Regions from separate parts of the Mus musculus genome. Here regions 2 and 3 are each linked to region 1. Evidence: chromatin loops called from intact Hi-C (ENCODE). Cell type or tissue: heart. All regions are shown on one strand. Links, peaks and the distances in the headings refer to the core of each region. The heading gives the core; the rest is flanking DNA. Region 1 has its middle 13 kb from the start of C1rl. Region 2 holds the start of C1s1 (complement component 1, s subcomponent 1). Region 3 holds the start of Pex5 (peroxisomal biogenesis factor 5).

Region 1 (10,756 bases), core at 970-8,969:
ATAACCACATGGAGCAAAGTGATGCCACTATGTTGTGTGGTTTATGATTAAGTGGACATAACCTTTGGATACGGGGAGTTAGGGAGTGTACTGAAATCCTTACTCAGTAGTTCGCCAAAGAGCTGTGTCTTTCCGTGAGTAGTTGGGGAAGTCTTAGGAGTCCTTCAGCATCTTTCTCTGGGTCAAAAGGACTTCCACAAAAACCTCAAGACGGTATTTGCTTTTCTCTCTTGATCTCCTAAGTATGCAGTGGAGCGCATCCAAGGCCACGGGATGTGTGCTGACTCACCCCTGCTAACCAAAGGAATGCACGTTGCATATTTTTTTATATTAAAATCTAACATTGGAATTTCCAGCCCAGTAGCTATGAATGCATAGGACTTACATAAGCAAAAGCTCTTTGGGGTTCTCAATAATTTTTAAGGTGTGAAGTGTGCAATTAGCTGCCTAATACCATCAGGGGACGGGGAGAGGGGCGGGGAGGGAAAGAAAAAGTTAAAAGGATGATACACAGGGCAAAGAGGACTTCCGAACCCCAAACCTTGTTTGAGTCTGAGGGACTTGTTTCTGACAGAGGGAACATATGTTTCCCCTTGCTCGGTGAGCAAGACCTGGCACAAATGAACTTGAGGTAGGAAGGTTTGGTTTATAGAAAGAGCAGAGCAGGCAGGGAGGCAAGGGTGACTTGGTCTGTAGTGCGACCAGAAAGATGGCAGGGGAACTTGAGGACGCAGTGGTTTTTACCTTTATGCCTTTCACTCTGTCCAGCCACCCGACCCCACCCCCCACCCCCGTCCTCAGGAAAGTGTCTTCCAGGTCCAGGGTGGGTCTTCCCTCTTCATTACACAGTCACATCTCCATGAGAGTCACCTAAGACACGAGGCTATTGGCATTTCTGTAAGGGATTATTATCTTGTTCCAGTGTCTAAGGATGCCTGCAAGGGGCAGCCATCTTCCACCCAATACAAGGTCCTCACTAGCACCTGAGATTAAGACCCTGACCAGGGACTTCAAGCCCATGGCGGAACTAGGAAAAGTGAGTTTCTGTTAACTCTGTGATACTTTGTTTTTAAAGATTTTATTATATATATATATATATATATATATATATATATATATGTATATATATATATATATATATATATATATATATATATATATATATATATATATATGAATGACGAGTATGCTGTAGCTGTCTTCAGAGACACCAGGAGAAGGCATCAGATCCCATTACAGATGGTTGTGAGTCACCTTGTGGTTGCTGAGAATCAGGACCTCTGGAAGAGCAGTCAGTGCTCTTAACCGCTGAGCCATCTCTCCAGCCTATGATACTTTGTTATAACGGTTCAATCTGATGAATGCATGGTTAACCTATTAGGCTGTTTTCCTTTGAGCTGTTCAGCATTCTCAATGGATTTTTAATTTTGGCTGTCTCTCCAGCTTTGTAAATTATATACAACATAAAGCCTGAGTTCTTTTGGGTGAAAGAAACTCCTATGAGGGGTTTTCTTGATTACATTAGTTGATGTGGGAAGACCCATCTTTAAGATTTATTCATTTACTTAGAGACAGGGTCTCACTGCTAATCCCCACATCTCCTAGAACTCACTGTGTGGACCAGGTTGTCTTTGAACTCACAGAGATCCACCTGCCTCTGCATTTGAGAGCTGGGATTAAAGGCGTGTGTTGCTCGTCTTGACTGTGGGCAGGACTGTTCCCTGGGTAAGGGTTCTGGGCTGTATGACAAGGAGACCAGCTTGTGAGGAGCAGGGGAACTTTGTCCTCCTGCTTCCTGACTCTGGATGTGATGTGAACCCTGCCCCTGCTACCTCCACCTCCCTGCTTTGATGCATGGCACCCGTGAACTGTGAGCCAGAATAACTCTTCAGGTTGCTTCTGTTGGAAGGTTTGTCACAGCAGCAGGAAGACAATGGAGACATTCTTTCTCATGACTCTAAATCTGTAAGGTCCACAGGGAAGATGAGTTGTCACTGGACCACTCTGATGTGCTGGAAACCAACAGGTCTCCTGGGACAGAAGCCTTCCAGTGGGGCTGGCCTCAGGAAAGCTGGGAGGGATCATCTCATTCTAACACAACACCTGACGAGTTAGACATCAATCCTGTGTCATGATTCTGATGTGTTTCCCTTATCCAAACGCCAGCCACGAGAGAGCACAAGATGCTCTTGACCTGGGCTCACACAGATTCTTGGCAAAGAGGAAGCAGGCCAGGCATGGGACTGGGGTGCTCGGGGGTGAGGTAGGGTGTCATGCCTGTGAAGTGTAAAATTGTAAATGCATTATGTTCACAGATATAGGGAACACTCACGAAACAAACTAAAGTATGTGTGTCATGGTAGAATGTATGCACCGAGGAAGCTTTTAAAGTGAACACACACATACACTTTTTAAATATTTAAAGTTATAAATGTAAACAAGGTTTGGGATTAAACATCTGTGACCTTAGAACATGGGAGGCCATGGCAGCAGGTTTGTGAGTTTGTGGCTAGCCTGGGCTACACAGGGAGACTCTAGCTCGAAGAGCCAAAAAAAGGGGGTGGGGTGGGGTGAGAAGATGGCTAAGCAAGTAAAAGCATGAGCTAGCCACAGAAGCCATCCCCCAGAACCCACGTTGCACATGTCTGTAATCACAGTGTTTCTATAGTGACAGGACAGGTGGAACTTGAGGACAGGCTAGCCTAGAGCTTGCTCACAGCAGCAAAAGCAACAAAGGGACCCTGCTTCGACAAGGTGGAGGGTGAGGACCCACTATGGGTCCATGCCCATGCTGCGGCATGTGTGCATCCCAACCCCAAATATATTACTATACTTAAAATCCCACAGGATCAAAACAAAAGACATACATCATGTGACTGAATAATGGTCCTGTCTAACGAGACGAGGCAAAAGTCAGAAATTTATTTTTCCCTCATTTGGTAGCGCAGACTAGCTTCAAATTCATGGTAATCCTCTTGCCTCAGCACTCAGGTGCTGAGACCACTAATGAGGGACTTAAAATTTTAAGAAATTACTTTATTTGCATGAATATTTTGTCTATACATGTACGTTATGTGCCTGATACCTAGGGACGTCAAAGAGGGTGTCCGGAGACTATGGAGCCAGAGTTATAGATTACCGTGTAGATGTTGGGAATCAAACCCGGCCCTCTGCAAAACATCAATGGCTTGGCAAGCGCTGAGCTGTATCACCAGTCACGAGGAACTTTTCCACCTTAGATATAACCTTGGGGAACTGAGGGAGTTGGGACAGTGGGCTCTAGAGACCAGGGATAGGTCTGAAAACAAACTGATCTCCCCCTACCTCCGATGTTTCCTCTCTCCTTCTAACTTTGTTTCTGGGTCCATTGGCTTTTGTTTCTCATTAACTAAGAAGGGCAAAGGGCAGGAGCAGGGTGAGGGGGGTGGGGGCGGAGCAAAAGCAGAGAGGATGCGTTGATGAAAGTCCAAGAAGGACAGAAACACATTTGAGGTTTCAGCCTCGATTTTACTGTGAAAAATCATGGTGCTGCCACCTGCTGTTCTATTGGGGGATGACCCCTGGAGAAAGGGCCTGGGGTTTCCTGTAGTTTTCATTGGAAGAGGAGTTACTAGCTCTGCCCAGTGCAAAGTGTCAAACTAGGGACCTGGTGGAGGGGCCTGGGACAGTATTGGCTACTCCACGCCACCTCTACTTTTGATTTTTTTGGGGAAACGTGTGTGTGTTCTCGCCCACCCTCAGCATGTGTGGAAGTCGGAAGACAACTTGAGGCAGTAACATCTTTCCTTCTACCATGTGGGTCCTGACATCACACGCAAGCATCAGGTTTGGCGGCGAAAGGCCTTACTCTGCTGAGCCATCGAACCAGCTCAGTCTGGCTTTACTTTCCAAGCCTTGCCCCGGGGGCCAGGACCCTCTGGGGCTCCTGGAGCCAGGACCAGGATTGAAGGGAGATCCAGGACAGCATCAGGGGCTGAGGTGGCCTGAGTCAGGCGGGCTGTGAGCCTGAGCATCTGCTCTTAATGGACATTAGGGGTGTGGGCAGGCCAGGGCTTGGGGGACAGGGTGGCTCGGATGACTTTGTTCCGAATGCTGTCTCCTATCATGGGCTTAAGTCATGGACACTCAGAGCTTCGTCCAAATCGACCCCACAAAAATCCAGCCATGAATCTTAGCGCTCCAGCCCATCCTCCCTACTGCTGTCATCGCCTACAAGCTAATCATACCCTTCCCATCTGACATCTTTTCACTGCCCGAGCCCAGTGAGCGGTTTGTCTGTCTGTCCTCCTCAGTAACTGTGTCTTCTCAGTTTCTTTCTTCAGCCTCTTTCTGCTCTGTTTGGCTGTGCTCTGCGTTACACTCTCACTACCAATCTTATGCTGTCCAAATTTCTCACACTTGTTCGAAACCCCCCCACCCCCAATCTCCACGTCCTTCAGCCCACTACTGCTGCAAAGGCAGTGGCTCCAGGCCACATTCAACAGGCTCAGACCAAGGCGCCACTACTCAGAGGCTTTGGGACTGTCTCCAATGTGCGTAACATCTCCGTGCTACTGATGTCCTCCTCCGTGGAACACAGAGCAATGATGCTCGCACTTAAGAGCTGTTGTGAGGATTAAATGAGTTAATAACCTAAATTATTTAGGAGGATGCCTGGTCCTGGGTGAACAATAAACTTCATTACGAGTTTATGGAGATAAGAGAGAAAAATGGTTAGTTTAGTCGTTCCCAATCAGAGCAGTACTACACCATAAGGATATTTGACAGTCTCTAAGGATTAAAAAAAAAAAAAAAAAAAAAGGGAGGGGAGGTGGGTAGTGGAGATACTACTGCCACCTAGTGGTAGAGGCTAGCTATGTGCTCTACATTTGTGTCTGGTAATAGTTCAGAAATCGGAGGTATTGGATAGTCGGTTCCTCTTCATTTTATATATAACCTTAGTAAATGATTGCAATTTGCTCCCTGGTTTCTTTAACTGTAAAATGGAGACAAAGAAAGGCAATTATTTTTTCTTTTGTTTTTGGTTTTGTTTTTTCGAGGCAGTTTCTCTGTGTAGCCTTGGCTGTCCTGGAACTCACTCTGTAGACCAGGCTGGCCTCGAACTCAGAAATCTGCCCGCCTCTGCCTCCCGAGTGCTGGGATTGCCACCACACCCGGCACAGAAAGGCAATTCTTTACACACACACACCCCGTCTCTCCCTGACCCCATACAGGTCTAACATATTTGTGGTGGCCCAAGCTTATTATGCAGCAGAGAATGATCAAGACTTGTGGCCCCCCTCCCTCTCAGGTGCACCACTGGGCCCAGCTGTGACAGGGCTCTTTTAAAAATAAAATAATTTTTATTTATGTGTGTGTGGTGGCACCTGGCAAATAGCGTTCATGGTCAGCCAGCCACTGTCATTATTACTTCTCTCCTTGCTTAGTCCCCTGGGAGGCCTGGCTCAGGGCGACCTTACTTCACCTGTGTTTATTAGGCACTCAAGCATATCTGAATACCTGTCCACTTGTTTGTCTTTCCCACAGGACTAGATCCTTGAGGGAAGTACTTTATCCTGTAAATTTTGACATGCTCAGGACTGACTGCAGGGCCTGGCCTATCAGCTCCAACTTAGGTCCTTATGTGGGTGTGGTCCAGAGCGGGGAAGTAGCATTGATCTCATTGAGGAAGAGAAGGTGGTAGATGGGTGGGCCTAGGATCTGAGGGTGGGAGCTGAGGCCAGTGATGCAGCCCTGCTCCCATGTGTGATTCTATAGTGTGGGTTCTAACCAGCAATACATGTCTGCCCATTGCTGGGTGCTATTATAGTTAGGGTGTAATTGTTCCCCACAGGACCATGTGTTTGAGAACATGGCCCCCCCATGATGATAGTTTGGGAAGGCTAGGAAACCTTTGGGATGTGTGATGTAGATTAGCCAGCATAAGTGGGACAGGTAAGGCTGGAGGCTTGAAGACTATATCTAATTTGTGATCTCCCTACATGTGAACAAGCCGTGCCACACACTCACACTGCCACAGATCAAGCCATTCTAGTTTTCATACCTACCTTACTATTAAAGGACTGATATCCCGGGAACCACAAGCCAAAATAAATTCTCCCTACTTCTCAGGCACTATGCCCTTCTGACCAGACACACCCATCACTCCTTGATAGGAACCTTTTGTTGGAAGGAGCAGCCCTGAGAGTGGATGAGTAGCCTGCCCAGCTGGTGCTCACGGAGGGTCTATCATTTGGTAACAGGGTCCTGGAAGATGGCAGATATGGCTCTGGTGGGTGCTATGCACCTGTTAGCTGACAGTGCAAGTCCCTGTTGCCAGGCTGAAGACACTGCTTATGGCACTGAGACCTGTGCTATAAGTCAAGTGCTTATAACATTTTCCTCACCCTCTCTGGCATCACAAGCCTTTGTTAGGGCACCACCATTTCTAATTCAGCGTTCCACCCCTTGTGGAATTTCTGACTGGTTGCCATCTGAGGTTGCATCTCTGCCCACCCTCTCTCTGAAGACTCCGATGTTCGCTGAGTCCTGCTGATGCCATAGAGCAGGAGCACACATGCATGAGGGATCGGGAGCCATCTGAAACGCTGGACGCCCCTTTTGCCACTACGGGAGGACCTGGGACCTCTAACATCACTGGGGCAGACGGAGCTTGCAGAAGGAAGGGGGAAGGGACTTTTTTCAAAAGCCTCGAGAGGGTAAAGTCTCCGTGAACTCAAAGAGAGACTGGTGTCTGCGGTTCCAGTGAGGGAGAGAGAAGGTTGCAGCCTTTGGTGGTTTCCACGTGATTACCACCCCAAGTCATCTCCACCCTTGCTGGTTTGGTAACTCCTGAGGCTGGCAATGAGCCAAATGTGATGGAATTCAAATATTAGTTATCTGTTGTGTAACCGATTGTCCCTTCCCTCAGATTAAGACGAAGGTCACGTATCATTTTACACAGTTGCTGGGGTCAGGAGCAGTTAGGCAGTCTAGCCTCAGGGTCCCTAATAGGCTTCAACTGCTCCGGGTTTGAGGCACTTGCAAGCCTGACTGGGCAGGAGGTCTGTTTCTAAGATGTGGTCCCTGTTCCTTACCACATGGCCGTCTCCATAAGACACTCCGGAGTCAGAAGTTACGCAAGACAGGAAAATAAGCAAAGTCGCCAGAGTTGCTTTTCAACCACGTTTGTTACTCTTATCACCATGGAGATAAAATACCAAGCCGGAACAACTTAGTGGAGGAAAACTTTCCTTTGGCTTTAGTTTCAGAGGGATTGGGCCTGCTATGGTGGGAAAGTGTAGAGGTGTGGTTTGACCTGTGGTGGTGGAAGCACGGGGCCGTGCCTGCTCACCCTGCAGCAGACATGGGGTGGGCAGAGAAAGCAGTGGGCGTACCACTCAAAAGCTCCCACCAGTCACACACCACCTCCTAAAGACGTTATTTATAGCAGCGGTTCTCAACCTTCCTAATGCCGTGACCCTTTAATACAGTTCCGTGTGTTGTGGTGACCCCCCAACCATAAAGTTATTTTCAATGCTACTGCATTCTACTGTAATTCTGCTACTGTAACGGAATGTAATATAAACATGTTTTCTGACAGTCTTAGGCAACCCCTGGGAAGGGGTCATTTGACCCCCACACTGAGAACCAGTGCACTACAGCCTTCAAAACAGGTCACCCGCTGGGGAGCGAGCACTGGAAATGAGAGCTGGTGGGGGAACCTTCCAGAGGGCCACAGCCTTGGCAATGACAGTTTCACTTCTTTTCTGTTTTCTCTGTCACTCTGGCCACCCCCCAGCGGATGCATTGTGGGAGGAGATGGCCTGTGAAGGGACCTTCAAGGACAACATTTCAGGGATCATTTCTAGAGTCTGAAGGCACTCGTTCTCCATAGTTACAGGATTGGACAGATCAATACCCATAGGGAAATCAAACACAGGAGGAGGTGGGGCTTAGAAAAAGATTTAAAAGACCCAAGGAGCTGATGAAGAGGCACATGGCAGAGCAGCCTAGAGAAAACTCGGGAAGAATGACCTTCTAGCCTCCTGAAGGCCAATCACAGTGTGTGTCTTCCATGAAAAGATTGTCTTTAAAAAAAAAAAAAAAAGTCTAAACTTAACCACCCACATCCGAACAGCTGTGTGTGGACCTTCATCTTGCAGTGAACATCTTCAGGAAAGGTTCCTCTATCCACTGCCTAGGTGGATGGCTTGTCAACTGGAGGGGGTTCGATTACACCCTGCACCATCCCTTTCGCCCAATGACCCCTGAGTTCCCGGGTGAAGCTGTGTGTCTCAGCCATCGAGCCGCATACTTCTCTCTTCTGCTCCCCACCCCTCTCGTTGACTTTGGTAAATTCATCTGCAGACAGCCCACCCTGTCCCACCTGTGCTGTACAGTGGCTACCCGAGAATGAGCATGGGAGCAACTTCACAGAGAGGGGGCACTGCCGTCTAGCTGCCCCTCCCCATGTGTTCTCGTGGCACCGGAGACCCAGAGGACATTTTTTTTTTTAAATTACAGTGAAGATGACGATAGTTTCCTTGCAGCTGTGTCTAGGGGATGGAACAAGCACTTTCCTGAAATAACCAGGAAAAGAGAGAGGACCCCCGATTGGGGCGGGTGGGGTGCGGGGATAGAGAGCAGACCTGCTGTGCGTGCGCAGCAACGGAACAGAAGAGGACAAAGCTCAGAGGCAGAGGGACTTACCTGGTTTTGTCCGTCCATCTCAACAGTGACCTGTCCAGAGATGCTTTTAGCTCTGGCGTGGGCTACTGGCCTAGGCCAGTGAAGACATCGTAGTTATTGTTATGAACACAAAGGAAGGGGTGGGGGCTGGCTGTCAGTGAGGCTTTAGGGCACTCTCGCACAGAGACATGTCCACACACACCACAGTGACGTGACCTAGCAAAGCTCCTGAGACTGCTGGAGTTGGGGAACTAACAGATACATGGACAAACGGAAAGCTGGGGCCGGGGAAACTGGGCTCTCTGATAGAGAAGCCTCAGTCAGCATCAGGAAGCTCACTGTGCTGTTTTACACAGGTGAGTAGGGAGATGGATGGGGTTGCAGCAGAGAAATGAGTTAAGGATGCTGAGTTAGCTCATCTCCACAGGAGTGGGCTCTGTAGGGAAGCAGTCCTCAACCTGTGGGTTGCCAACCGTTTGGGGGTTAAGTGACCCTTCCACAGGGATTGCATATCATATCTACATATTGGGTATATATATATTGCAATTCATAACAGTAGCAAAATTACAGTTATGAAGTAGCAACAAAAATAATCTTATAGTTTTTAACTGTATTAAAGGGTTGAAGCATTAAGAAGGTTGAGAACCACTGCTGTAGGTGCTCCATCTTCTGGGCAAAATCATAATATTAAAAACCAATCTGGGGCTGGCGAGATGGCTCAGCAGGTAAGATCACTGACTGCTCTTTCCAAAGGTCCTGAGTTCAAATCCCAGCAACCACATGGTGGCTCCGCCCTCTTCTGGTGCGTCTGAAGACAGCTACAGTGTACTTATTTATAATAAGAAATAAATATTTGGGTGCAAGCAGGGCCGACCGGAGCGAGCAGAGGTCCTAAATTCAATTTCCAACAACCACATGAAGGCTCACAACCATCTGTACAGCTATAGTGTAGTCACATAAAATAAATAAATAAATCTTAAAAAAACAAAAAAAAAACCAAACAATCCGGCTCAGAGGTCAAGAGCACTGGCTGCTCTTCCAGAGGTCCCGAGTTCAATTCCCAGCAACCACATGGTGGCTCACAATCATCTATAATCAGATCTGGTGCCCTCTTCTGGCCTGCTTTATACATAAGTAAATAAATCTTTTTAAAGGAGGAGGAGGAGGAGGAGAAAAGAGAAAAAACAAAAGTCGATGCACACTATCGCAGGCGAAGAAGAAGAAGAAGAAGAAGAAGAAGAGGAGGAGGAGGAGGAGGAGGAGGAGGAGGAGGAGGAGGAGGAGGAGGAGGAGGAGGAGGAGGAGGAGAAAAGAGAAAAAACAAAAGCCGATGCACACTATCGCCGGCTAGGCACCGGTGGTCTCGGTACCAAGATGGCATGTTTCCCTTTTGCCAATGGTTGTCCCACCAAAGTTGGTTCTGCCTCTCCAGAACTCGGAGATTGCTTTTTCCACGCTGTGTCTGGCCGCTGCCAAGCCAGCTCAGCACTCCCAAATTTCCATGACTAGCCGGGGCGCACTCTTACAAACCCACGTTCTGCAGTGGTTACCTTTCCCTGAAGCTCGTTGAATCGCTGCGAGAAGATACCAGACAATCTAAATTTAGAATCAACAAATAACACAATCACTGGGCGTGGAACCTAGCATCCTAAATTTATCAACTATTCTACGTTAGAAATTTCCCATATCATCCAAATCATAGTGGATCCACCACCGGAACTAACAGCCTCCAGCCAACATGTGTCTACCTCTCTCCCGCTGCCATCCAAAAGGAAGTTCTTCATCTCCTGCCTTCCCTCTTCCTTTCTCAGACTCGGAAGTCCTGCCTCCTTCTCGCCCAGTGATTGGCTTCTCGTATTTATTATTATAGTAAATTAGGGGAAATTCTGCAACAGGGAGGAGAAAGCTATGGCGGGCATTTTCTGCACACACTGTCAACATTTGTGATTGGACCAGGAAGGAAGGCGTTGCCATATCCAATGGAGCCTTTGATACGGCCCCGCCCCTGTCAACCACACACATCCACAGCCAGGCCTTTCTCCACACAGAAGACAGGCGAAACAGAACAAATCGCGCAGCCTGTGTA
Region 2 (10,756 bases), core at 1,746-9,745, 62 kb before region 1:
GACTGCAACAAGTTGTGTTCAGACCTCCACATACCCACTGCGCAGGTGTGGCCTGTCATGTATACACAGCATCATAAAATGTGGCCCAATACCCTGTGAATACAGGCTCAGTGGGATAGCACATGTCTAGCCCGTTCAAAACTGAACACTTAACCCACAGTACAACAACGACAACAACAACAACAACTACAGCAACAACTACAGCAACAACAACAACAGCAGTAAGCTGACTGTGAGTTCAAGGCTGTGTAGCATGACCCGGCCTCATGAAAAAGAAATAAAGCCAGGCATAGTGGCACATGCCTTTAATCTCAGCATGCAGGAGGCAGACACAGGCAGGTCTCTGTGAGTTCGGGGTCAGCCTGATCTATAGAACAAGTTCCAGGACAGCCAGGCTATGCAGAGAAACACTGTTTCAAACAAACAAACAAACAAACAAACAAACAACGTCCCAAGCAAGCAAGCAAACAAACAAACAAACCAGCAACCACACAACCAAACCAAGCCAAAACAAACCAACCAAACTAAAAAACCCAAAACCAAACCAAACCACCCAATCAAACAAAATAAAACAAAACAAAATGAAACAAAAAAACTGCTGGGTGTGGCGACACACCTGTATGCCAGTGTTCAAGAGGCTGATGGTAGAATTGCCATGGAACTGGTGGCTAACCTGGGCTACAGAGTGAGATCTTGTTTCAAAACAATATCATCTAACAAAAAATAAAACCCCACCTAGCTCAAAATTTTTAAAAAAATATTCATTTATATGAGTGCACTGTAGCTGTCTTCAGACACACCAGAAGAAGGCATCAGATCCCATTACAGATGAGTGTGAGCCACTGTGTGGTTGCTGGGAACTGAACTCAGCTCTTCCTTAGAAGAGCAGTCAGTGCTTTTAACCATTAAGGCATCTTTCCAGCCCAGCCTGCAGTCAACTTTAAAAAAAAAAATCCACTATATATGTCATCTTGTTTTGTGCATTCAAAAGAAAAGGTTGCTAGCAAAATAAATTAATAAATAAAAAACTGACTAATATGTTCACTTTTAGAAGCAAACCAGATGGTTACTTCTCCAGAAGATAATAAATTGAAAAGCTAATCACATATACACAGGAAAATAAAACCCATTGTGTTATCATTAAACTTTCACACAATTTTTTTTGTCTTTTTTTTCCCACTAGAAAGTAAGTTTCTTTTCGTTTAAAAAAATGAAATAAAAAAGCAGAATAGAGTCTGGTCTGGTGATACCTATAATCCCAGCACCCAAAAGAAGATGCAGGAGAATCACAATTTCGAAGGTTTTCGAGCCTTTCCTGAATAGTGAGTTTGAAGTTAGCCTGGAATAAATGTGAACCTGTCTTAGAACGAAAACAAAAAGTGCCTGTTTGGTGACTTTTTGTACCCGACAAGCATGAAGTCCAAGAGAAAGCCTTTCTGCCCTGTGGGGAGCCGCCCTCACATTCGCCGTTGCAAGATGGCGCTGACATCCTGTGTTCTAAGTGGTAAACAAATAATCTGCGCATGTGCCAAGGGTAGTTTTCCACCCTACGTGCTCTGCCTTCCCCGTGACGACAACTCGGCCGATGGGCTGCAGCCAATCAGGGAGTAATACGTCCTAGGTGGAGAATAATTCTCCTTAAAAGGGACGGGGTTTCGCCATTCTCTCTCTTGCTCTGGCTCTTGCTTCTTGCTCCTGAAGATGTAAGCAATAAAGCTCTTGCGCTCTTGTGCTCTTGCCCTCTCTCTTGCTCTCTTGCGCTCTGGCTCCTAAAGATGTAAGCAATAGAGCTCTTGCTCTCTTGCTCTCTGGCTCCTGAAGATGTAAGCAATAAAGCTTTGCCGCAGAAGATTCCGGTTTGTTGCGTTTTTCCTGGTCGGTCGCGAGAATGCGTGTAAGACTGCCCTAGGAGGAAAATGCTTTAAAACAGTAATTTTATGAAAGTCATTGGTAGGAGTCACAAAAGAGATGCCTATCTGAAATACCTGGAAAGAGTCGATGAATGACTGTCCAATAGGCCAGAGAGATGGCTCAGATGTTAAGAGCAATGGCTTCCCGTCCAGGGAAACAGGTTCAATTCCCCTGCACCCACAAGGAGGCTCACAACAGGCTATTTAACTCCAATGGAATCTGCTGCCCTCTCCTGTCATTTTCAGGCACTGAAATGTATGTAGTAAGGTAAGGCATAAATAAATAAAACTCACACAGAAATAAAGGTTAAAAAAGAGAGTATTCTTTTGTAGAAGATGCTCTATGAGGTGGAGCTGCCCAACCAGTGATGGGGTTCTGAGGACTGGGCTCCAGGTTAAAATAGAAACCAAAAAGTTCCACCCAAGAGTGTCCATGGAGGTGGGGATGGCTTCAGAGCCCCCGAGGATCAGAATTTCAAGACAGCAGGAAATAGAAACGGAGTTCTTTGGAAAAGTGGTTTTTTTCTTTTCCTTTTTAAAGCTCATTTTGGTGGTTAACCACAGATTTGTGGGAGGCAGAGGCACAGGGATATCTGAGTTTGGGGCAGCCTGGTTGAGAAGGGTAAGGGGAGGGACAGAGGAAGGAATCCAGAACACTCAAAAAAAAAAAAAAAAAAAACCCAAAATCCAAAACAAAAAACAAACCCTGGTGGTGGTAGTGGTGGGGAACAAGTCTTTAATTCCAGCAAGTGGGAGGCAGACGCAGGCAGATCTCCTCCAAATTTGAGGCCAGCCTGGTCTACGCAGAGAAATTCTGTTTTGAAAAAAACAAACAAAAAACAAGAAATAAACAAATAAATAAAAACAGTAAAAAAAGTTTGTAAACCCTTATTTTAAGTATAAGCGGCAGTGAGGAAGGAAATAGACACACCAAGGAGAAAGGTGTGGGCTTCTCAAAGAAGAGACACGTTTGAGTGTCTGTCACAGCTGTAGGTACTCGTTTTGGTGGATCAGGACCCCGAATGAGGACACTGCGTTTCCTAGCACTGGATAGGGTCAGGGCTGATAGGTAAAACCTAGGTTACAAGAAATGCAAGATTCTTTTTAAGCATTTTTTTTTTAAGCCATGTTTTAATTTTCAACACTAGATGGCTGCCTTGTGGCAGGAACATGCTTCCAGCTGGACACTGGGTTTGGGATGGGGGCAGGGCTGTGGGTGATGGAGAGGATTCTACTGTACTGTATTTGAGAGGGGAAAATGAAAGTGTGCAAGCCCCAGCTCTTCCACAGTGACTGGACAGGGAAACCGACTTCCCTGATCTCCCAGCTCTCAGAGAGAGGACGCTTGCCTCTCAAGCATGTGGCAGTGGCGGTGGTGGTGGTGGGGTGGCTGAAAGGCCTACCTGTGGAGCTTAGAGGCATAGGAAGGTCGCTCAGTTGAAACAGCCATTGCTGTCCTTGTGATCTGTCATAAGAGTCTCTGTTTTTAACATTGTCATGTCTCCCAGGGTGGTCCCACCATGAGAGCTCTGTGACTAGGACTTCGCTGGTAGTCTCTTCTTCTTGTGTGAAGACCTAGCAGTTTTTATCTGTGGCTTGGTCTTGGTCTTGGCCACCGCCTTGAACGCAGGCATGAGCATCTTGGGCTCTCCCAGGACTTGAGCACATTAACTCCACAGGCAGGCCCATGAGCCCCATCCTGTCCCACACTTGGAGCTGGATGAAGTGGGCCCTACTGCAGGCTTGGCAGCAGGTTTAGAGATACATAGCCCTCCATGTTTCTTCCCAGGGATACCCTTCTTTTAAAGAATGATATTCAGTAGCCAAAGGGCAGTGTGCTAATGGGGGGATGATGCCCCCATATCTCTCTGTCTCTCTCCCCCTCTCTCTCTGTCTCTCTGTCTCTGTCTGTCTGTCTGTCTGTCTCTGTCTCACTCTGTCTCTCTGTCTCTCTCTGTCTCTGTCTCTCTCTGTCTCTCTTTCTGTGTATGAGGGGGAGGGGGAGGAGGAGGAGGAGGAAGAGCAACGTTCATTACTATTTAAAATTTTTCTTTTAGATTTAATTATTTGATTTTATGTGTATGAGCATTTTGCCTGCATATATGTATGTGTTCGACATGAATGCCTGGTGGCCATAGAGACCAGAAGGTGTCAGGTTTCCTGGAACCAGAATTACATCGAAAGTTGTGAGCCAGTGAGATGGCTCAGTGGTTAAGTACACTGACTGCTCTTCCAAAGGTCCTGAGTTCAAATCCCAGCAACCATGTGGTGGCTCACAACCATCCGTAATGAGATCTGATGCACTCTTCTGGTGTGTCTGAAGACAGCTACAGTGTACTTACATATAATAATAATAAACAAATCTTTAAAAAAGAAAAGAAAAAAATGTTGTGAGCCACCATGCCAGTGCTGGGACTTGAACCTGGGTCCTCTGGAAGAACAGCAGTGCTCTTCACCTCAGAACCATCTTTTCATGTCTTTGTTAATAAATAATTTCCAAATGGACTTAGAATGATGCTTGAGGGCAAATGTATTAGAATTGGAGAAACAACATTAGGCAAGCCTTTTTGGATCTTAGGTAGCCCAGGTTGACCTCCAAATGACTATATAAAGAAAGACTGTCCCTGATTTTCTGATAGCTCCTGGCTTCACTTCCTAAGTACTGAGGTCATAGCTGTGCATCAAATTAAACAAGAAACAAATGTACTATACAGAACTAGCCAGCCTGATATTCTCTATGTAGTCCAGGCTAGACTCAGATTCTCAGAAATTCTTCTCCTGGACTTACAGGCATTAACCACCTTGCCCAGCCTTGAGATGGGACTTTCGGGACGAAGAAACTTTGAGTGCACATGCCGTCTAGGTGTAAATTGTCTCGAAGGCAGGATGAGTTGCATTTATGTATTAATTAAAGAAAGAATTGCATTGGCATGTTCTCAGAAGACAGCTTGCAGGAACTGTTGGTTCACCTATGATGTGGGTCCCAGGGGATGTAGAGTTCATGTCTTTCTGCCTGGAGGTAGGTACCTTTCTAAGCTGAGCTATCTTGCCTCCTAGAGCCTCCAGACAATGGCTTCTACTTCTGATGACTCTCTTCCTTTGATTCATGAATCACACAGAGGGTTGGACTTTCTGAGTTTAGTTTTCGTCCCTCCTGTTAAGCCTTCCCTCCTTAAGAAGATAAATCACCTGACTTCCTCAAAAGCTCTGAAACACACCCTTTGGCTGTAAGAGAGAATTAGGCAATCTCAAAATTCCCCATTCCCCCCTTTTGCTCTGGACCTCTCAGCCCAGCAAAGCTGGTGCAGTTCTTGTTTTAAACGCAGAGGGCACTCTAAGATCAAGGCTGATTACTCTTAACTAGATTGTGATCTCCCAGCCCCCTCTGTTTGGAACAGGGAATTTTGGACATGCAAAAACACACTCCCTTAGGGAATCTTTAGAGCAAACAGAACAGGGAGGTGGGGAGGAGCTTCCTGCAAAGGCCACTCCCTCTGGAGCTGCAGGGGCTTAACTGCATGACCAGAGGCAGGAGAGGAGGCTGGCCCACTTGTTCCCATCAGCTCCTGAAGGTAACAACTTTAAGAGCAAGCCTTAAAGAGAGAAGCTTTGATGAAGGAAGAGGGAAAGACAAGGAACCATGTACAGTAAGGTTTGGAGCAAAGATGGAGGGTTGGAAGGAGCTCAGCGAGAGGTCAGAATACAGACACGGGTTCTCACATGTAGGACCCAGCCCCACCCCACAACAGCCTCATCCTTTCACACAGCAGTGTTTCAGGGGTCAGAGGCAATTTGTGAAAGACTTTTCTGGGAACTATGGGAAGATACCTTGCTCTTTAAGCAAAGGACAAAACAAACCAACTCGAGAAAAGTAAGGGAAAGCATATCTGAATGTCCTGACTTTTCTCAGCTTTCCCTTTTCCAGCACTCTGCATCCTATCACCACACGGCCGGCCATACTTTCTTTCTGATTAGCGTCTCCCAAGGTCCCTTCCTGTCCCTACTGAAGGAAACACTTTCCTCCTTCAGTGGCCATTGGGCCACCAGCAGAAGCAACACCTGTAATAGCTTGTCAAAGGGGGCAGGCTTGAATGGGAGAGGATCTGTCTGGAAGCTCCAGCCTGTTTGGAAATGCAGAGACCGATGCAAGGGGCCAGGAGTGGGTGGAGGAGGACACAAAAGACAGGGAGAAACTCCTCACTCAATTGTAGGAATATTGGAAGATGTTTGGGGACAGGGTTAATTGAGGGCTGGTCTGGGAAGTTAGTCTAAATCTCACTGGGGAGGGTGTCATGGTATCATGTGATGACCATTCCTGACAGGTACCTATTTCTATGGTATTCTTTCAAAGGTGACACTGAGCCCTGGGTGGTCCCTCACTACCAAAGCAAGCACCTGTATTTGTCAGATAAAGACAGCCAGGACTGCTGACTGCCCTTTACCTCCAAAATCAGAGAGCCAGAGAGCCAGAGAGCCAGAGAGCCATGGGCAAATCGCCAGGGATGTGGTAAGTGATCAGGTATCTACAGAAATGACTCCATCTCTACCTTTTTTCTCTCTTTCACAGTTTTGGGACAGTGTGTCACTATGCAGCCCAAGCTGGCGTAACATCACCCTTCCTCTGTCCCCAGAGTGCTGGACTTAGACACAGGCCTGTTGTATGTGATTTCCCATTTCTCTAGAAAGAGCTCAGATATGAACCTTGACTTTTAATTATTTATTTATTTATTCTGTATATATTTGTTTATTCCATGACATGTTGGCTGCCTAACGGTCAGAGTTCTGCATGAAGCCATCGGTTCCCGGCTTCCCACCTCTGTGTGACTTTTTTTTCCTCTTCCAGGTGTTTGGTCCTGTTTTCTCTTTTGGCATCATTTTCTGCTGAGCCCACCATGCATGGGGAGATCCTGTCCCCTAATTATCCCCAGGCGTACCCCAATGACGTCGTGAAATCTTGGGACATTGAAGTCCCAGAGGGGTTTGGGATTCACCTTTACTTTACCCATGTGGACATAGAGCCGTCAGAGAGCTGTGCATACGACTCAGTGCAGGTATATTACAGCACAGGAGGGAGAGGGATGGGAGGAGCGGGGGGGGGATGGAGGAATGAGAGGATTTAGGGGGCTGTGTGTTGTCAAGCCGTCCTATGGGGTAGGGGCATGGCTCAATGGCAGGGTACTTGCCATGCAAGGACATGTCCCTGAGTTTGGTCCCCAGCACTGGGGGAACATGAGGTGGGGGTGGGGGAGACAGACCGGACAGACAGACGGAGCTGGAGATCGGGAGTAAAGGTTCTGCTCTCTTTGCCCATTCTCAGTTTTACATTTCCTTCTTCTCTTAGATAATCTCAGGAGACATCGAGGAAGGGAGACTCTGTGGCCAGAGGACCAGCAAGAGCCCCAACTCCCCCATTATAGAAGAGTTTCAGTTCCCATACAATAAACTTCAGGTGGTCTTTACCTCAGACTTCTCCAACGAAGAACGGTTTACGGGCTTTGCAGCATACTACACTGCCATAGGTAAGGCATCCGTCTGTACGTGACATCTGGATCAAACTAAAAGATGGGAGGCAGGTAAAGGACCACGCAGTGCATGAAATGAGGATTCTGTTTTCTCTCTTTGAGTCATAGTCTGGCTATGCAGCCATGGGTGGACACTCCAAGACTCCAGCTTTGTGCCACTGCCCCCGGGCTGCTTACATCTTTAATGAATGTTGACTTGCCCTGGGTCTGCTTAGGAATTGCCTTGCCTTTGTGTGACTTTATCGCATGTTAGTGGTGGTAAAGCAGATAATGAGACTGAGAACCACTGAGAAATGGTTCTCTATCAGGAGGCTTGCTTACATGAATGCAACCTTCACCTCAATTCTGCAGTGTGGTCGGCATGGTCTTCCTATAAAGATACGGATCTGGTCTCAGTGGTGCAGGACTGTAATCCCATACACTCTGAAGGCTGAAGCAGAAGAACTGTCAACTCTAGGTCAACAGGGGCAACTTAGTAAGAACCTGTCTTCCTATCAGAAGTAAAGAGAACGCTGTTGAGACAGTTCAGTCAGTGAAATGGTTGCTATACAACCACCCATTAGAGTTCAGGTTCCATGAGAAGGTAGAAGGAATAACGAACGCTATACGCTTGTCCTTTGACCTTCATATGTCTGCCCTGGCATGCCTCTGTCATGCACATAAACGGGCATGGATAGTAATAAGAAATGCTAATTTAATCCCATCACTCAGGAAGCAGAGGCAGGCATATCTCTGTGAATTTGAGGCTAGCCTGGTCTCTAGAGTGAGTTCTGGTACAGCCAGGGGTATATAAATAGAGATCCTGTTTCAAAGAAAAAAAAATTAAAAGGAGGGCTGGGAATTCTGTCATGGTGCACACACCTGTAATTCCAGTCCTAAGCAGAGGCAGGAGAATCAGGAATTCAAGGGCAGCCTGGGTTACAGAAGACTCTGTATTAAAAGATAATCACTCCAGCTTAGTGAATGAATGCTTCCTTTGTGTCTGAAAGGATCTCAGAAACCTCAAGACTAGGGAAAAACTGAAAACTGAGAACATTAATACTTTGCCAAGGAATGTATAAGCAGGACTATGTGGTACTAGGTCCTTCTACATCCATCTCCAGGTTAAAATGAAGTTAGGCCTGCTCGTAAGTCCAAATGTCATCAGTTTTACAGAAAGACCAACATCCTATAAAGTAGGTCCTAACCTTTCTCCCCAGGTGACGTCACCACCGTCTTTCCTTTCAGCGGTGTCTCTGGCACAGATTCTTTTCTTTTCCAGACAGAGTGTCTCTATGTAGCCCAGGCTGGCCTTGAACTCCTGATTCTCTTGCTTCAGTCTTCTGAATGCTGGAGTTACAGCATGTACCAATTGGGCAGGGTGTTGTATAGTTTGTACGCAAGAAAAGTCATAGGGTTTTCATGGTGGAGCTCCTTACAGCGCCGTGGCAAAACACAGCTCTGAGTCAGACTTCAGAAAAGTAGTTTAGATTGTATTCGTAGATTTTAAAATATGGGGCTGGAAAGAGATGACCCAGCAGTTCAGGGAACTTGCTGTGTTCATAGAGGACCAGAGTTCAGTTCCCAGCATCCACATGGCAGCTCACAACTGTTGGTAACTCCAAAACAAGAGCATCTTATACTCTTTTCTGATCTCAAAGTGCACCAGACCTGCATGTAGTATAAAATATCAATACAATAAATACATCCATAAATATTGAAAAACTAAAGTGTGTTAAGATTTATTTTATTATTTTAAATCTTTTATTTATCTCATGTGTGTAGGTGTTTTGCTTGCTAGCAAGTATGTGCATCACATACATAGGGTATCTGAGGAGTCCACCAGAAGGCATTGGGTCCCTGGAACTGCACTGGAATTATAGCGTTGTGAGCTGCCTTGTGGGTGCTGGGAATTGAACCTCTGGAATGATAGCACATACTCTTAACCAGTGAGCCATATCTCTACCCCTCCAAACTTCTTTTATTAAAATGTCTTACCTGTACATAATAATGGTTTCATTATGACATGTTCATACTCATCTATGTTTTTGTCCAAGTGGCCCTCAGTACATTGTCTCCTCCTAATCCCCCCTCTCTTCTGTGTTTTGCTTTTCAGTCCTTTTTATTTTTTCATTAGGATTGTGTAAGAGCTTGTCTAGGGGTTACTTATAGGTACATCGGCACCTTACCAGTGGCTGCATGCTAAAGATGTCTCTCTTCCTGCAGTAATAAATTAGTTGCCTATAGCGCCTCGGGGTGGGGTGGAGTCCTCCTGAGTCCTTCCCCATGCCATGACAGGATATCGCCAGGCACAGTCTTGTTCAGATAATAACAGCCGTGGTGACCTAAGAGTGTCGTGGCCTATCACGCCTGGAAGACAGCATCCCGCAAAACTTCCGTCTGTTCCTCTGGCTCCTACATTCTTTTGTGCATGTCCCCCTCTTTCATGATGTTCTTGGGGCCTTAGAGTCTTCCTTCCTTCCTCCTTTGCTGTCTCCTACTCTTCCTCTCTCCCTTCCTCCTTCACTTCTTCCTTCCTTCCAGCTGTCCCTCTGTCTCTTACTCTCTGTCTTGTCTGTCTCTGACTCTGTCTGTCTCTCTTCCTTTCTTTCTTGGAGAAAAGGTTTTGCGTTGAAGCCCAGGCTGGCTTTGAACTCATGTCTTTCTGTTTCACCTACCTGAATACTGGGATTACTGGCATGAGCCATTATACCTGGCTTGGAGAGTATTTAAGCAACAAACCTTTTCTGGTTTAGTTTGTTTGTTTGTGCTTTATCCTTATAGATTTGGCTTCCATCGTTCTTCCTTCTTGGTCTTTGTTCTTCACCTTGAGTTTTCTCTGCTTTTTGCAGACATAAATGAATGCACAGATTTTACAGATGTCCCCTGTAGCCACTTCTGCAATAACTTCATTGGTGGATACTTCTGCTCCTGTCCCCCAGAATACTTCCTCCACGATGACATGAGGAATTGTGGAGGTGAGTTTAGCCTCCAGAGGTCTTCATGTTCCCTGGGATTTGGGATGGATTGAGGGCTTAGTCTATCGTTCCAAGTTTGATTAGGCTTTCCCTCCAAATTGCACCTGCTGTTAGCTGTTCACAAACTGAATAGGATCCTCAGGAGGGGGAAGATAAGGTCCATCACCTTTACATTGCTGTGAACGGTGACTTCAACAGTTATAAGGATACAATGTTTATTTTGGTTCATGGTGTAGAGTGGGCAGATCCATTGTTTTGGGGTCAGTGACCAGGTGGATCATCACGAAAGGGAGTCAGATGGTAGAGCAAAGTTGCTCATCACAGGGCAGCAGGGAGGCAGAGAGGGAGGGCAGAGGTACAAATGTCC
Region 3 (10,756 bases), core at 1,324-9,323, 64 kb after region 1:
CCACTCTATGGGACTTGAGGAACAGACAGTGCCATGCACTTCAATTACAGTGCTGTGTAGTTGAGCTACCTTGGTCTTTGGTGCTTCACTTATTCATCCCTCCTTTTTGACTCCACCCCAGACAACAACTGGTCTTTTACAGTATCCAGTTTTGTTTTTTTAGAATGTCATAGATTTAGAACCACGTAGATTAGTGCTGAGGCTACTATGTTGATAACTCATTTCTTTCTCATGTAGAATACTTTTCCATTGTATGGATGATGAATAGACCCTGTCTATTCATCTTGGGCTTCATGGCTGCTTTTGAACTTTGGTAATTATGAATAGATATATGTAGTGTTTTGCATGTATTTAACTTGTCAATGCATCTGGCTAACTACAAAGGATCATACATATGTATAGTAAGAATATATTTAGCTTTTTATGGAGTGGCCAAACTCTTCAAAAGTGGCTATGCCATTGTATTAGTCAGGGTTCCCTAGAGTCACAGAACTTATGGGTAGTCTCTATATAGTAAGGGAATTTGTTGATGACTTACAGTCTGCAGTCCAACTCCCAACAATTGTCAGCAGCAGCTGTGAATGGAAGTCCAAGGATCTAGCAGTTGTTCAGTCCCATAAGGCAAGCAGGTGAAGGAGAGAGAGAGAGAGAGAGAGAGAGAGAGAGAGAGAGAGAATGAATCTTCCTTCTTCCAATGTCCTTATGGAGGTCTCCAACAGAAAGTGTAGCTCAGATTAAAGGTGTGTGCCACCATGCCTTTAATCCCAGATGACCTTGAACTCAGAGGTCTCCCTGTCTTAATCTTCTGGAATTCATAGCCACTATGCCTCTAGTCTCCAAGCCAAGATCCAGGTCAGAAACTTCTATCTCCCAGCCTCCAGATTAGGATCACTTTTGAGCCTCCAATTTGAATTGTAGTTCATTCCAGATATAGTCAAGATGGCAACCAGGAATAGCCACTACAGCCATCTTGCACTCTTGTCAGAACTGACTGATAGTCCCTCTTGACCCACATCTTCGCCAGCATTTGATAGAGTCAGACTTAGGATGCTGGACATCCTAATAGGTGTATATTGACCTCTCGTCATTGTTTTCACTTACAATTACCTAAGCATATGGTGATGAACATCTTTAGATTCCTGTGTTTGTCCCTTGCATATCAGTTGAGGTTCCCACTCCTGTGCTGTAGACGAGAAAATTAGATGAGAGTCAGAATAGCTACTGCAACTCATGTGTGGTGAATATAACTAACGTTTTGGAGGATTGTGAATCAAATTCTTTTCACTAAAGCTCAGTCCAAACCCCCTCCCCCCGAAAAAAAAAAAACCCAAACCAACCCACCAATGACATGATTTTGAAATTTTGCTTACATCAGTCTTTCTTTTCTCATTCTATTCCGAGGTCCCCTCTTTGTTTCCATCCTGTTTATAGAGCTTTATTTAGCTCTTCCTCTCCACAAATCTGCTAGGCACAAATTATCTTTATTTTCTTTCATTGACAATGTCCTCACGTTCTCTCTTATTGCTCTAGCTGCTTTCAATCTCTCTCTTGTTTCTAGTTTTTGAAACTTGGATAATATGTGCCTTGGTATGTGTTTCTTTAGGTTTATTCTGTTTGGATTTTGCTCAACTTCTTTCATCTGTAATCTAGAGCTCTTGCCAAATTCAGGGCAGTTTTGGTTGCAACTTAGGGTACCCTCTCAGCCATCCCCCTCCCTTAGCACTCTGAAGATGCACGTGCTGGATCTTTTGTTATGGGTTCTGCAGGCCCTGGGTCTGTTTATTTGATTTTTTTCCCCCCTCTGGTCTATTTCTCCTCTGTCATTCAGCTTGAATAATTTCTAATGTCCCATCAACCGTGACTGATTCTTTCCTCTGTCCTATTCATTCTATTGGTGAACCTTTTTTTTTTTTTTTTAAGATTTATTTATTTTATGTAAGTACACTGTAGCTGTCTTCAGATACACCAGAAGAGGGCATCATTACAGATGGTTGTGAGCCACCATGTGGTTGCTGGGATTTGAACTCAGGACCTTTGGAAGAGCAGTCAGTGCTCTTAACCACTGAGCCATCTCTCCAGCCCCTTGGTGAACCTTTTTAAAGTTGATTATTGCATATTTCAGTCCTAGATTTTCTATTTGGTTTATAACCATGGGAAAGCCTAAGTGGTTGACTCTTTAGCTTGCTTGTTTTTAGTTAGTAGCTAATTTTGAAGGTTATATACCTGACTGATATATTATTATCCTCTCACTGGCTTTGTGGTATACAACCCCTGAGACATATATGTATAATGATAGCAGTTGCCTAGGTTACTCTTCAAGGGCCTGAAGTGCTTCAGCTGAAAGCACTGGCTTTTCCTATGGGAATATGGATGGCTCAAGGATGACAAAGACAGGATGAATCAAGCTGGGCGTTGCTGCCTCAGTATTGTACCAATGTTCCCCTTGGCTACCTTAACCTTTGGGTCAGATCTCTGTTCAACTCTGCTCACATCCTATTAACCACGTCAGAAATGTCTTCTCTGGAACTATAAGATTAATTTGACCTAAACCTCCCTAAGCTCTCTGCTCCCCTCCAGGGCTGATGACACCAAGATATAGGTAATTAAGACTATCCTATTTCAGGCCAGTGAGCTTTGCCTAAAAGCCTCTAGTCACCGGCTCTTTCTCTACTATTGTACCAATTCCTTCCCCATCCCCTGGCCCTGTTAAAACAGGGTAAGACACCTTAGTTTTCCAGAGAGTCTTTGTCGGTCATACGGTCCATCTTTAGTTTTGATGGCTTTCAGGTAAATCTTTTTCCTTGGCCCTACAACCTGTATTTGAGTCATTGGCTGTTTCGAGTGGTGAGGTAACAGATATGGTTTGGCAGCAGTATTTTAAAAATATATCTTCTGTGTCTTTGCTGGGGATCTGTAATTTTTAATGTTTGAAATGAACTTTGAGCCTTGGGCATGGGGACTTCTTGCTGCTCCTGGCACATACTCGGCAAGTGGCCTACCACTGAGCTGTATTCCCAGCCTGGCTCTGTGTGTTTTGTCGATTCAGAAGGATTTATAATTGCTCAATGAAACATTTTAGAACTATTTGATTAGCATTTAAAGAAATAGGTTGTCATTGTGATATTTTTTCTGTACAAATATCACTATATTTTGTTCTTATTTGGCCCCAGTGTCCCCCACTTCCACTCTGCCCTTTCTGCTGATTTCTTTTCCTCACTCAATTAACTCCCCTTTGTGGTAATGAAGCTTTTTCTTAAATGATAAGTACCCTAAAATAACGCTAATGCCTCTGTCATCTCAGAACTGGGCGCTTATGTTGATACGGTCCAGCCTGAGATGTTCGGGGGTCTTGGTAAGTGAGGGAACTTTGATTGATACCTGAACATTTTTTGCAGTGTGATATGAGATTCTGAGTACTATGTAAGACTTTTACCTCAACTGAATTAAAAGAAGATACCCTTCCAAATGTGCCTGTGTGAAGACCTTGGTTCACAATTTCTTGTATAGCAACCCCAGGGAGGGGGTTTGGATCCTCATTCTTTTTTTCTTTTCTTGTTTTCTCTCTCTCTCTTTCTTTCTTTCTTTCTTTCTTTCTTTTTTTTTTTTTTTTTTTTTTTTTTTTTTTTTTTTTTTTTTGACTCAGAGATCTGCCTGCCTCTGCATCCCAAGTACTGGGATTAAAGTTGTGCACTACTATGTCTTGATGGATTCTGGTCTTAAAAACAAGAACAACAGTAAGAACAAGAACAAGAACAAACTAAAGCATCCCCCTCCAAGAGAAAAGAATGTGGACTTGAAAACGTACAAAGAAATTTGTTTGTTCAAGTGAAATTGTGTAAATGTAAATTGCACTTAAAGAACACAGAATTGACAAAATTGGTTAAGTTATAAGCTAGAAGTGGATTTCATTATTGGTCAGGAAATCAGCCTAGGGATCCCGGCAGGGACAGAGCTCATCTCAGCAAGGGGTGTGGTGTCACACGTGTGTAATACCAGCACTCAGAAGGGAGAACTAGGACCGGGAATTCAAGGCCTGCCTGGGCTACATGAGAACCACCATAATGCCCCTCTCCATTGAAGCCAGGCACAGCAGCTCATGTCCACGATCCTAGCATACAGGATGTGGAGGCTTGGGAATTGCAGCAAGCTTGAGTCTGGTTACACAGTGAAAAATAAGATCCAGGAACTGGGCTATCTAGGTCAGAGGCCAGCAAAGCACGACGGAGCCTGTGCCCTGTTTTCGTACAGTCTAAAAGCTGGGCATGTGGGGTCCCCCCCCTTAAAGCAATTGAAATAAAGTTATAAGAATGGTTTATCGTGGAAGTTAAATGAAGCAGTATCTTCATTGCTCACAAGAACTTTGACTGGAATACCGCCATGCTTGTTCTATGGCCCTATTGTGAAATGACAGAGAAGCAGGGACAGACAGTGTAGATCCAAACGTGTTCATTGATTGGCTCTTTACAAAGCTTGATGCTAATGGCCTAGATGCAAGTCCCAGCTTTTAAAACCCATATCACAGTCCCAGGCAAGATCCAACAGTTTTTGTCTCGGTTCCCTCGCCTGTTAAACAGGGATGCCTTGACATTAATAGTTATGAAGTGGATCATATAAGTCAGTATTTGAAAAATGTTTAAATCAAGCCTGTGGTGATGTAACTTGGGTCTGAAAATTAGAGGATTTCAGCCTATTCCTCTTGAATTGGCTAAATATTAAGGAATGTTTACCTTTATTTTATAACTTCTTATTTTATGGGTAAAATATGATTTTAACTTTGAACTTAGATGAAGAAGATATGGTTTCATATTTAAAACTTTAATGAGCTAATTATAAATATTAAGCACCCACATAACTTAATTTAGCCTTTCCCCTGGGACTGTGGGCCAGGCATTGTGAAGAAGTCTTTGGCTTATATCAAAGGTCTTTAAGGTCTACAAGGAAGACTTCTCCAAGTCTGGGATGCAGGGCTGTAGGTGTCTGGTGCTTGCACTGTTTAAATTTGTGTGCGGTATACGATGTATGTGTGGTGTGTGTGTGTACACAACTCTCAGGGGAAATAACTTTTCTGCTACTTTGTGGGCCCAAGGGATTAAATTCAGGCCCTTAGGCCTGTGTATAAACACCTCTACCACTGAGCCACGCTGCCAACTGCTTGCATCGATTCTGACTTCCTAGCTATTTGATTTTTGTGCAAGTCTTATTTGTAAAAGGAGGTTAGTAATAGCTTTCTCATAGGAGTATTATGAAGATTATGATTAAAAGTGCTAATGCTCACCAAGTGCTTAAGGCAACACCTGGGGGTTAACATGCATTTCATAAGCATCGGTTATTATCTCAATTATTCTCCCAAGATCTTGGCATGGTAAATTCCTGCTAATCAGTTACTAACCTCCTAGCAGAGTAGGAGGTTATGTGTGTGATGCGTTTTGAATGCTTCTGGGAGATGCTCTCCCATTTCCCCATGACCAGAAATTCAAACCATCATATGCTTTCCTTAAACACTGCTTTCTCCAGAGATTCTCCTGTTTTAACATATTCATCTTCCAAGATGGCATCCTTTCCTCCTTGGTGTGGTTTAGTTTATTCGTTGCTAGGTGTTTTTTTCTTTACAATGGCAGCCTGGAAACAGTGGACAGGGATGAAATTTGTGGTCAAGGAGAATGGGTGTATGTGTGTGTGTTAGGGCCTCTGAAAGATACTGACAGTGTACTAAAGACAGAAACATTGCACAATATTCTGCCTTGTTCAACCACTGCAGTTATAAGGGCAATTTCTATTTTCCCAGGGACGAATTTACACTGCCTGTGTTCCCTGAGGAAGGCTACCTTTGAAATCATCAGGGCAGCAAAGAACCAAGCCTGCCCCAGGGCGCCACCTACAGACTACCTGCTTCTCCCGCACCCCGGGTTGGGACGTACGTCAGGCCTTTCTAGAACCAGTTTCCTCCTAGCCCACCTACCAGCACTCTGAACCCCTCCCCTTCTCAGGACGTCAAGGAGTCCGTCGGTCTTGGACCTAGGTGAGCTATCAAGGTTTGCTTTCCAGTGTGACCTTGAGGTCTGGCACCCGAGCCATTTCTCTGGCAGATGGTGGAGCCTGAGGCTTAGGTTCATATTCCCTGATCAAAGGTATTCCTTGCCACGTTTCCCCAACTTGGAGCTGCAGGGAATCAGGCCATCGTGACCTTGACCAGTAGGAAAGAGGAGAGAGGAGTGACTCACAGCACTCTCCCCATCCATTACAGGATTGAGGTCTCAAAATGCGTTGGACCCTATTTTAGTCACCAGAATTTGTCATCATCCGGAGCTATTTTCTTCATTACGCAGAGATGGTAGAGGCAGGCCCCTGTCTCCTTGGAGGCTGTGACGCTGTCCTGAAGGAGCGTCTGTTGGAAGGGGGGTCAGGCCTAGGAGGCCGAAGCAGGTCATAGATTTGACCTCCGAAATCTCCCGGGCTCAGTTTGGGCGATTTAGAGGTGCAGGAGAACCAGGAAAGAGAGCTGAACCGTGGAACCTGAAACCTTGGTTTTTCTCCAAAGCCAGAGAGGCCTCTTCTAGCTCCAGTCCTCTGAGTTTTCCACTAATAAATCCTGGCGTTCTAGGGACTACTGCAGGTTTCCCCAATCCAACTGTCCAGGACTGTCTCCTTTAAGGATCTCGGCTCCGCCCATCACGCTGCGCAAGCTTGAGGCCCCGCCCCTTTACCCGTTTCCGTTGAGCTGGGCCGCAGCGCCGCCGTCCCGGCCCCTTTAAGGCCGAGTCCCGCCCCCTTGCTCCCGCCCCCTCCCTTCCCCCAGCCCACTCCGGGTGCCTCGGCCGGTCGGACGGTGCGGCCCGCGACGGCGAGCATTGGAGCCTGGGGGCGCGGGGTCGAGGCCCGTAAGTCCCCGCCGCTGCGGTGGCCTCGTGGGACGGGGTCGAGGCTGGGGCGACGGGGCTGGGGGCGCGGGGCGCTGGGCGGGGACGGGCGCGGCCGGGGAGGGGGCTCAGGTGACACGAGCTGGGATCGGGACCCGCAGCTGGCGCCTGACCGGGGGTGTGGGTCCCGGTGTACGGTGGAAGGCGTCCCCGCTGTCCCTCGTCAGGTTAGAGTTCGGGTCTAGCCGTGTTTATGATGCGCTCCCCGTGCTCCCCAGGGGTCCAGGCCCTTTTGTAGAGCTGCTGTTGGCGGGTGGTGTCTGAGCTGCCGTCCGCTGGAGGGGAAGCCCGAGCCGAAAGCAGCGTTTCGAGTGGGAAGGCAGGACACAGCCTCCTCTTGGACTCCAGACACACCTCGGGGGGTGGCCCCGGGGGCCTGGCCCTTGTGGAGCCGTCGTGGGCCCATCTGCTCTAGATAGGGCCTGAGGCGTGCGTTGGGAAAGTCTGGCTTCCCGACCACAGTTCTAATCTTCTGTCCATCAGGGAAGCTGCTGGTCACCATGGCAATGCGGGAGCTGGTGGAGGGCGAATGTGGGGGTGCCAACCCGCTGATGAAGCTGGCCACCCATTTCACCCAGGACAAGGCCCTTCGGCAGGAGGGACTGAGGCCTGGCCCCTGGCCTCCGGGAGCCTCAGCAGCAGAGACCGTGAGTGTTCTAGGAGAGCCTATTTCTTCCACCTGACAGCTGCTTTCTCTGTGTTAAAGTAATAGCAGTCACCATTCAGTAACACTGGAGTGAGCCTTGTGCGGCTTTACACAGACAAGGACTACTATTTTATAGACAAAGAAGCTGAGGCTTTGTGAAGGCTCTTGACTTGCCTCAGGCCACCTAAGCAGTAGAGTTAGAGTTGGGTTGTAGCCTGCTATTGTCTCTTTCCTTCTTATCTTAGGTTTCCAAGCCTTTGGGAGTAGGAACTGAAGACGAGGTAAACAGAGCAAGTTTCTTTTCTGTCTTTTTTTTTTTTTGGGGGGGGGGGTTGTGGTGATTTTTTTTTTTTTTTAAATCAGTCCACTCATACTTCAGTCTTTGAACTCTCTTTACCAAATGAGATTGCCTGCCAATGTTTTCGTCTACTTTTTGGGGTATTTTTCTGGTTTCCAAATTTACAGATAGATTTTTTTTTTTCTTTATTTATCTCCAGTTTTCGTTTCTCTGTCCAACATCAGTGGGCCCTGCCTCTGGCTGAGGCCCTCTGATCCTAATGTTCATCCGACCATCTCTCTGTAATAGTTGGTGTCAGAATTCCTGCAGGACCAGAATGCAACTCTTGTATCCCGAGCCCCTCAGACCTTCAAGATGGATGACCTCCTGGCAGAGATGCAGGAGATTGAACAGTCAAACTTTCGCCAGGCTCCTCAGAGAGGTGGGTTCAGGGCCTGGTAAGACGGGAAGAGGCCAGAGGGCTTCCATCCTTGGGTTTTGCTGGCATCGGGGGACTGAGATGCTGAGGAGAAAAAGGAGGTGTTGCCCATGAGTGAGTGTGAAGGAACCTGTTTTCTTTTTTTCTTAGTCTTCTCTTGTCTCTTTTAAGCCCCTGGTGTGGCAGATTTGGCCTTGTCTGAGAATTGGGCCCAGGAGTTTCTTGCAGCTGGAGATGCTGTGGATGTAGCTCAAGATTATAATGAGACCGACTGGTCCCAAGAATTCATCGCCGAAGTTACAGGTGAGGCTTGTGGGGACATCTGTAGTAGTTGTTAGGGAGCATTTACATGTCCTGTGTTGCTGGGCGTCCTGATTCCTCTTGGGATGGAAGGTGATTTTCGCTACTAATGACTTTTCTAGTTTCTTGATTCATTTCTGTAGGATGTTAAATGTGACTTCTTATAACAATTGTAGGTAATCAAAACATAATAAAGAGAAAAGTGGGTTTGGTTGGAAAAAAAAGAGAGGGGGTGGAGAGGGAGAGAGAGAATATGAATGAGAGATTAGATCTGCCTCTTTATCAGTAACTTGACTGCTTAAGTCTAGTGGAGAGGAGCTAGAGATTGGATGGGTAGCCCAGGAAGAGAGCAGTATTCATCTCGGCACCTAGGACTCTGGCAATTCAACCATCTTGAGTAGGACTGGGGTCTGAGAAAATTGATTGTGGAGTTCAGAACCCTGAAGTCTGGCTAGGCTGCCTGTATATATATTGGCTTTTCATTTGTAGATTGAACAAACTGTGGATAGAAAATGGAAAATGTATGTCTGCACTAAACGTATACATGCTCTTTGAGTTTTTAGACAGGATCTCTGTAGTCCAGACTGTCCTCCAAATTCCAGTGTAACTGAGATCTTCCTGCCCTCGCCTCCTGAATGTTGGGACTACAAGTATGAACCACTATGCCTGGCCATGTGTGTGTGTGTGTGTGTGTGTGTGTGTGTGTGTGTGTGTATTCACTATTTCCTAATTGATATAATTGCTATATATGTAACATTTACATTATATAGGGTATTATAAGTCATCTAGAGATGTCAGAATAATGGGAGGATTTTTGTGGGTTATATGTAAATATATCATTTCACGTAAGAGACTTCAGTCTTCAGAACTTTGTATCTGTATGGGTTTTAGAAACTAATTTCTTTATGGATGGTCTTTGAGGGTAAAGATCATCTGTAACAATAGAAATAATATCAGCTTCTCTGTGTTAAGTGCATTGAATGTGTTGTTTACTTATCTCTGCAAGATCCCAAGTTCTAGCTGTTGTTTTTAGGACCATTTTCTAGATAAGAATACTGAGTTTATGACTTGCTTAAGATAAAGCAGCATTGTGAGTGACTTGGTTTTTGGTTTTAATGTTTTTTCTTTTTAAAGATTTATTTATTTTATTTCTGAGTACACTGTTGCTCTCTTCAGACACACCAGTAGAGGGCATCAGATCCCATTACAGGTGGTTGTGAGCCACTGTGTGGTTGCTGGGAATTGAACTCAGGACCTCTGGAAGAGCAGTCAGTGCTCTTAACCACTAAGTGATCTCTCCAGCCCAATTTTTTTTTTTCTGGTTTTTCGAGACAGGGTTCTTCTGTATAGCCCTGGCTGTAGACCAGGCTGGCCTCGAGCTCAGAAATCTGCCTGCCTCTGCCTCCCAAGTGCTGGATAAAGGTGTGCGACACCACACCTGGTTCATTTTTTTTTTTTTTAAGTAGAATATCTTTTTATTTTTCTTAGGCATTTTATACATGTTAACAGTAAGTCTCACAGCACCCCACTCCAGCCTCTGGTTCCCACATTCTTTCCACTCACTCTTCTGAGACATCCCCTTTGGCAAGGTGGGGTGAGCGAGACGTCCCGTTTAGTGCTGAGTGTGCGACGGTCCCTTAGTCTCAGCACTCTGACACTGCAGAGAAGTGCCTCTGGCCCGGGTTGGGGGCAGCGCTGATCTACAGATAGGAGCACAGTGGACAGTTTGACAGTCTGTTGTCTAGGTTTCTCCTTAGGTGTCACTGGGAATAACTCTGTGGACGGAGCTGTTACTCTGTTCAGCCAGGCCACACGCTTAAGAGTCTTAGCCCAATGTGTGTCTTTGGGGCCATCCTCGGCTACTGCCTCCCTGTGCGTTGATTTTTCTTCCCCAAGCCTATCTAATTAGTGTAAGAGGGGAGGACCAAGTCAGCCTCCCTCTTCCTGATGCTCACAGAGCGAAGCATTGTTTGCCCCTTTCCAAGTATGAGAAGAGACACATGTGGAGAAAGTTACAAAAGTTCTAGGCCAGGCTGTCACACGGTCTGACTAGCCAAGGTCTGAGATAATGGACTTAAGATGGTTTCTCCTCTCAGCCTTTTTTCTCCTGCAGGAGGAACTCCTAGCACCCAGTAACTTAGTATAAGCCGTTATAGGTGATTTCACAAATACCCTTT

Evidence for each region. Peaks named below come from ENCODE experiments on the same cell type or tissue, not always from the same donor. Only the 100,000 strongest peaks of a DNase experiment are listed, where the experiment ranks them.
Region 2: it touches region 1 in a loop (4-fold over the local background); 19 of 42 quality-filtered maps call a loop at or near these places.
Region 3: it touches region 1 in a loop (2.2-fold over the local background); 3 of 42 quality-filtered maps call a loop at or near these places.

What each region holds. Positions count from the first base shown.
Region 1 is chr6:124,474,548-124,485,303 of GRCm38, reverse strand. No RefSeq gene overlaps it. Among named protein-coding and RNA genes, the nearest start is that of C1rl, 13 kb to the left of the region's middle. In heart, for the core only: CTCF peaks have their summits at 3,548 (motif pointing left), 4,649 and 4,855 (motif pointing left); DNase peaks (open chromatin) are centred at 3,628, 3,965, 7,183 and 7,733; H3K27ac peaks cover 624 bases; H3K27me3 peaks cover 228 bases.
Region 2 is chr6:124,536,994-124,547,749 of GRCm38, reverse strand. It overlaps C1s1 (complement component 1, s subcomponent 1), which reads left to right and starts at 5,391. Exons shown (of 12, transcript NM_001097617.1): 1 at 5,391-5,482; 2 at 6,262-6,417; 3 at 6,754-6,961; 4 at 7,252-7,429; 5 at 10,264-10,389. The coding sequence starts at 6,395. In heart, for the core only: CTCF peaks have their summits at 3,079 (motif pointing right) and 5,217; a DNase peak (open chromatin) is centred at 5,239.
Region 3 is chr6:124,411,095-124,421,850 of GRCm38, reverse strand. It overlaps Pex5 (peroxisomal biogenesis factor 5), which reads left to right and starts at 6,784. Exons shown (of 16, transcript NM_001277805.1): 1 at 6,784-6,878; 2 at 7,401-7,564; 3 at 7,809-7,844; 4 at 8,150-8,282; 5 at 8,451-8,582. The coding sequence starts at 7,418. D830015G05Rik (a long non-coding RNA gene) reads right to left here and starts at 6,779. Exons shown (of 4, transcript XR_378022.4): 1 at 5,960-6,779; 2 at 1,108-1,183; 3 at 539-597. In heart, for the core only: a CTCF peak has its summit at 5,884 (motif pointing left); DNase peaks (open chromatin) are centred at 6,010 and 6,690; H3K4me3 peaks cover 2,175 bases; H3K27ac peaks cover 2,172 bases.